2 separate regions of the Mus musculus genome follow, and region 1 is linked to region 2. A link is a loop called in an ENCODE intact Hi-C map of the cell type or tissue named here. Cell type or tissue: gastrocnemius. All regions are shown on one strand. Links, peaks and the distances in the headings refer to the core of each region. The heading gives the core; the rest is flanking DNA.

The links. A loop is a pair of places that touch in the nucleus more often than their neighbours do. Peaks named below come from ENCODE experiments on the same cell type or tissue, not always from the same donor. Only the 100,000 strongest peaks of a DNase experiment are listed, where the experiment ranks them.
Region 1: it touches region 2 in a loop (3-fold over the local background); 6 of 42 quality-filtered maps call a loop at or near these places.

What each region holds. Positions count from the first base shown.
Region 1 is chr1:63,234,416-63,237,331 of GRCm38, forward strand. It overlaps a transcript of Zdbf2 not described here. Among named protein-coding and RNA genes, the nearest start is that of 1700039I01Rik, 17 kb to the right of the region's middle. In gastrocnemius, for the core only: a CTCF peak has its summit at 1,634; no DNase peak of the experiment used is centred there.
Region 2 is chr1:63,189,612-63,192,527 of GRCm38, forward strand. All of the region lies in intron 2 of Gpr1 (G protein-coupled receptor 1), which reads right to left. Among named protein-coding and RNA genes, the nearest start is that of Snora41, 12 kb to the left of the region's middle. In gastrocnemius, for the core only: no CTCF peak of the experiment used is centred there; a DNase peak (open chromatin) is centred at 1,377.

The sequences.
Region 1 (2,916 bases), core at 331-2,830, 45 kb after region 2:
GTTCTCCAACACATCCATGGTATGAGCCCAAGACTAGTAAAAAATAACATAAGCTGGGTGGTGGTGGTGCACACCTTTAATCCCAGTTCTCAGAAGGCAGAGATTGGTGGATCTCTGAGTTGAAGGCCAACCTGATCTACAGAATAAGTTCTGGGACAGACAGGGGTACACAGAGAACTTCACCTCTCTCCCCCAAAAAGAAAAAAAAAAGGAAAATAGGTTGTTTTGTCATATAATGTACCCTGATTATAGTCTTCCCTCTCTCTTCCCAGTTCTCATTTCCCATCTCCTCCTGTTCCACTCTTTCTGTGTCTCATTATAAAAGAACAGTCTTCCAAGAGATAACAACCAAACATGACAAAGTAAAATATAATAAGATGAAGCAAAAACTATCATAACCAAGTTGAACATGGCAACCCAGCAGGAGGAAGAGAGTCCCAAGAGTAGATACAAGAGTCAGACACCCACCTGTCTCTCAGTCAGGCGTCCCATAACATACTAAACTAGTAGCCATAATATATACATGGAGGACCTAGTGCAGACGCATGTAAGCCCAGCGCTTGCTGCTTCAGTCTCTGTCTCTGTGAGCGCTTATGTGCTTTGCTTGGCCAGAGGGGAATAGAGAACAGTGAGAACTTTCAAAGGCTGGAGAGGAGCTCTGGTAGTAACTGGGAGGGCACTTTAGGCAAAATGGCTCAGTGAGTAAAGCTGATTGCTGCCATACCTGACAACCTGGGTTCAGTCCCCAGAAACTACACTGAGAAGGAGAGAACCGACTCCCACAAGTTGTCCTTTCGCTCCATACTCACTCTGTGGCATGCATACACACACAAAACCATATACCCACAAAATAAATAAGTACGTACAGTTTATAAGTGGAGGGGTTAAGAAACTTAAGCTTGATGGATTTTTTTTTAATTGAAATTGATTCTATAGAGAGGGAAAAGAGATGCCTCTATCCCCCCTTTAAAAATTCAGTATTCATTCAAAAACACTGTAATCTGTCTTTCCTTCTGAAGAAACAGGCAGCATTTCTGAGATTCTTTGCTTCTTCTCTCCAGGCCCTGGAATGAGTAAACTCCATTCCAGTATCTAGTCAGGGTACAGCGTGTACAGATAAACTATGGCTGCTTGTGGCTGTTGACAGGTAGGCAACGTTTGTTACTGCAGTAGAATTTGACCTATCTGATTTAGGGATTGCTTTAATACAGGATGAAAATAGAAGATTCTTAAAGCAGATTTCAATCAACAAGACAAGATGGCAACACCTCTCTGGCCCAGAGTGAAGCTCACTGGCAGTGTGATAACTCCAGTGGGCCACAGATCCGCTGGTTTCTCTGTTCTCACTCCTGTTTTCTCAGGAGTGAAAGTGAAAAGCAGACCCCTTTAGGTAACTTCAGGATTCGCAGCTCTTCCCTTCTGGTCCCAATGATTTTCCCTTAGTCAACAGGTCCTAAAATCAGAGCAGAAGGAGCCACCGAAGAAGTGCTTGCTGCATGAGGCATGTGGAACTTTTTAACGCCCGCCCGCCCCCGGGTGCAATGGAGGAGAGTGGCCAACTGGCAGCTTTGACCTAAGTCATTTTTGGGAATGCCAGATTAAAATTTAAGAACTCCTTCCCCATCTTCAGGCAGGATCTGGAACTTTTTTTCTCTGATTGAACTTGGAGTGTTTGGCACCCCAGTATGTAGGGCAGTAGGTTTCTTTTGTCTATTTGATTTTATATGTATGAGTGTAATGCCTGCAAACTGGTGCACCACATGCTTGCATGGTGTTCTTAGAGGTGAGAAGAAGTCATCAGGCACCCTAGAGCTGGAGTTACCAATGGCTGCGAGCCATCTTCTGGGAGCTGGGAACTGAATCCAAGTCCTTTGCAAGAGCAGCAGGTGTTCTTAACTGCTGAGCCATCTCTCCAGCCCTCTCCTTTTTGGCATTTTTGTAGTATTTCCTTTGGGTCTATTTCTATCTTCCTATCTCCCTGTCTCCCTTCCTTCACCTTCACTCTGTCACCCTCCCTCCCCCACTCAATTAAAGCCTTTCCCCTCTCGTGGGGCTCTTTCTATCTTTCTGACCTTTACCTATACTCACTCCCACAGAAATACACATATGTAATAATTAGAAGCTAAGATTCTCATATTGGAAAGGATGTGTGGCATTTGTCTTTCTGAGTCACTGTTACCTCACTTAATTAACATTTCTCAACTCCATACATTTTCCTGTATAGTTCAGAGTTTCGTTTTTCTTTATGGCAGAATAGAATTTCACTGTATATATGGACCAGGTTTAATTATCTGTTCCTCTGTTGATGGACATCTGGGTCAATTCCTTGCTGCTATAAACAGACCAGAAGTGCATAGAGATCTGCAAGTATCTGTGTGGTAGAAAGTGGCCATTTATTTAAAGATTTTTATGGGCTCGGTTGAAGATAGGAGATGGCAAGTATCAAATGAGAGCGGGCAAGGTGCAGAGGACACACGGGAGGGCGGGTGGTGTGTTACTCAGCTCACTCTCACTGCTGCTGCCCTGGCTGCACTGAAGAGGAGAAGGGGCTGCAGTAGATGTAACGTTAAAATAGACTTGCTCCATCAGTAACCCCTGAGATGGGAAGAGGATTGAGAACCATTGCAGATGCATCCGGGTCTTTCATCTCTGACTGTCTAGCTCCTCATCAGCCTCTTGGCTCCTCAGGTCTTCAGGGACTGTGACTTGGGATGTAGGCACGTTTCTAGTATTATTTTGCTGCCCTCTTCCAAAGATGTAGGGAGTTGATGCCAAAGATGTAGGGAGTTGATGCATGTGGCAGATTTGAATGAATATTTAGCGCCTAGAGTTGGCGTCCTATAGCCAATATTTCGTAACCTCTCTCCCAAAGAGTCTTTCTGTTTATCTTATACAAAACAGCCTCCCACTCTAAGG
Region 2 (2,916 bases), core at 234-2,733:
ATATTTATTCTTTTTTTGCCTTCATGCATAAATATGTGTACCATATACATGCCTGGTGCCATGGATCTCCTGGAACAAGACACTTGTGAGCTGGCATGTGGGTGCTGTAAATTGAATCTGGGTCCTCTTAGAGGATCATCCAGTACTCTTAACATCTGAGCCATTTCTCTAGTCCCTCATGCTTATTTATTTTGAGACAAGGTCTCAGTCTGTAGCCCTGGATGTCCTGAAACTCACTACGTAGACCGGGCTGACATGAACTCACAAAGCTCCTCCTGCCTCTGCTGCCTAAGTGCTGGGATTAAAGGCATGTGCCACCATTCCCAGCACGTACATGGTTTTAAACACTTTGAAAGATGTATTTATTGTATGTGTGTGGGTATTTTCCCTGCATGTACATGTTATGAACCATGCGTGTTCCTCATGTCCTGGAGGTCAAAAGAGGGTGTTTGATTCCCTGAAACTGAAGGTCCAGATGGCTGTGAGCCAGTCTGTGGATGCTGGGAGCCCAGGTTTTCTACAAGAGCTACAAATGCCCTTAGACACTGAGCCATCTCTCTAGACTAGCCACACAAACATTTTTATCTATTTGTTTTGTTGAGACAGAATTTTTTTTTTCTTTATAGCCCCTGGAACACACTTTGCAGTCCAGGGTTAACCTTGAACTCACATACCTAAAAACTTAAACCATGTGTACCAGTACACACTGACTGTTCTTCCAGAGGTCCTGAGTTCAATTCCCAGCAACCACATGGTGGCTCACAACCATCTGTAATGGGATCTGATGCCCTCTTCTGGTGTGTCTGAAGACAGTGACAGTGTACTCACATAAATAAAATAAATAAATAAAAACCCCACAAACATGCACATAGGCACATGCGTGGATTGATGCATGTATATGCATGTGTGTACTTTTCAGAGGCGAGGGGAGGTATGAATGAGTTGCGCAGGTGAACTTGGCAGTAAAAAGGAGTTACAATGGGCAGGACCAGGAAAGGAAAATGCATAGCAAGCAGATGTTAGGTTTTCAAACTCACATTTAAAGGGAATGGTATCATTTATTAAGTAGGCAGGTCAATGTCTTAGCTTGCAGTGATTGCCGATTGCCAGAGATGTAGGTTTCCCCAATTTGGAAGAGCATAATGCCAGAATGAGGTTGTCAGACCTGACTGAAAATAGGAAATAGCTACTCTTTTAGTCTAAAAACCATTTGTGCTACTGGAAGATCAGTAAATAATTCTGACTGTAATAAAAGCTAATAAAGATATTTATAATCATAAAACATTTGACTTGCCACTAAAATAGCTGCAAGCTGCAGCGTAGACAGGGATAGGGCCACCGGAATCTGTTCGAAACGTGTGGAAAATGCTTGGGACATTGCCAAGCTGGAGGAACTGGCTTTGACAGCCGCGGTCTGGTTGCCTGAGAATGTGAAAGGGCATATTCAGGGATTCAGTTGCCATGAGGGTCCAAGCGATCACATTCCTTGGCTACATTTATTCTCACACTGAAGCATCTGTTCAGTTCTGGGACAGACAGGAATTTACTGAATTAAGCACACTGGCTTCTGATGTAGTCAGGATTGAGTAGATGGTAAAGCTGGAAACTCTTTTTCCGAATAAACACATTTTACTATAAGACTTTTGTCAGCAAGTGTAGTAACAAATAGTCTACAAAACGCAGCAGACTTCAGGGAGAGGACATATGTTCAGACAGTAGACAAAACGTAGCCGCAGAGGGAGGGAAGCCGTTTTAGTTACCACTGTCTCAGCACTCAGGAAAACCAAGACTTGTAGAGTTTGAAGACAGTCTATGCTACCATGAGACCGTATGCTATCTCAAAAGCAATGCTTCCTTCTAGCAGACTGTGTAGTGCAGCTCAAGAGCTTGAGTTTTGTATCAGTGAGGGACATGGGTTTTCACAAACCATGGACGCGATGTGTTCTTAACAGACCTTCAAGGGAGCGTGGACCTTAACCTACTTTGACAGAGAAGATTCGATGCTCTTGACTTTTGTGCATGCTGACTGGAGAAAAAGAAACCCAACAGCAGACTGTTTATCCTATTAAAACCAAGGGTCGCCAGGCGGTGGTGACACACACCTTTAATCCCAGCACTTGGGAGGCAGAGGCAGGCGGATTTCTGAGTTCGAGGTCAGCCTGGTCTACAGAGTGAGTTCCAGGACATCCAGGGCTATACAGAGAAACCCTGTCTTGAAAAACCAAAAAAAAAAAAAAAAACACCAAGGGTCTTCAGCCAGGCATGGAAATGCATACGCTTAACACCCCCCCCCACCCCCTCCAACACCCTTCCCCCCAACCCCACCCCCCTGCACTCAGGAGGCAGGTGGTTCTCTGTGAGTTAGACAAAGGCCAGCTTGGCCTATGTAGATAGAGAGTTCTAGGCCAGCCAAAGTGACGTAGTTAGACTCTGCCTTAAAAAAAAAAAAGGGGGGGGGGCTGAAAAGATGGCTCCATGGTTAAGCGCACTGACTGCTCTTCTAGAGGTCCTGATTTCAATTCTCAGCAACCACATGGTGGCTCACAACAATCTGTTATGGAATCCAATGCCCTCTGCTGGTGTGTCTGAAGACATTGACAGTGTACTCACATATATGAAAGCAAGCAAGCAAGCAAGCAAGCAAGCAAGCAAGCAAGCAAGAAAGAAAGAAAGAAAGAAAGAAAGAAAGAAAGAAAGGGAAAAACAAAAAAGGCATTTAAAACCATGGGCCTTTGAAAGAATGTGTGTCTTACCTATGACTGAATAATAATAAGAAACGGAAAGAGAAATAATAACCAATCTATTAACACGACAGAAACTTGGATGAAACCCACAAATCCATGACCCAGGAGTCAATTGTCAACAAGCGTTTGTTGCCATAAAGATAAGACCAAGTTTCCTGAAATCTAGGCTGAC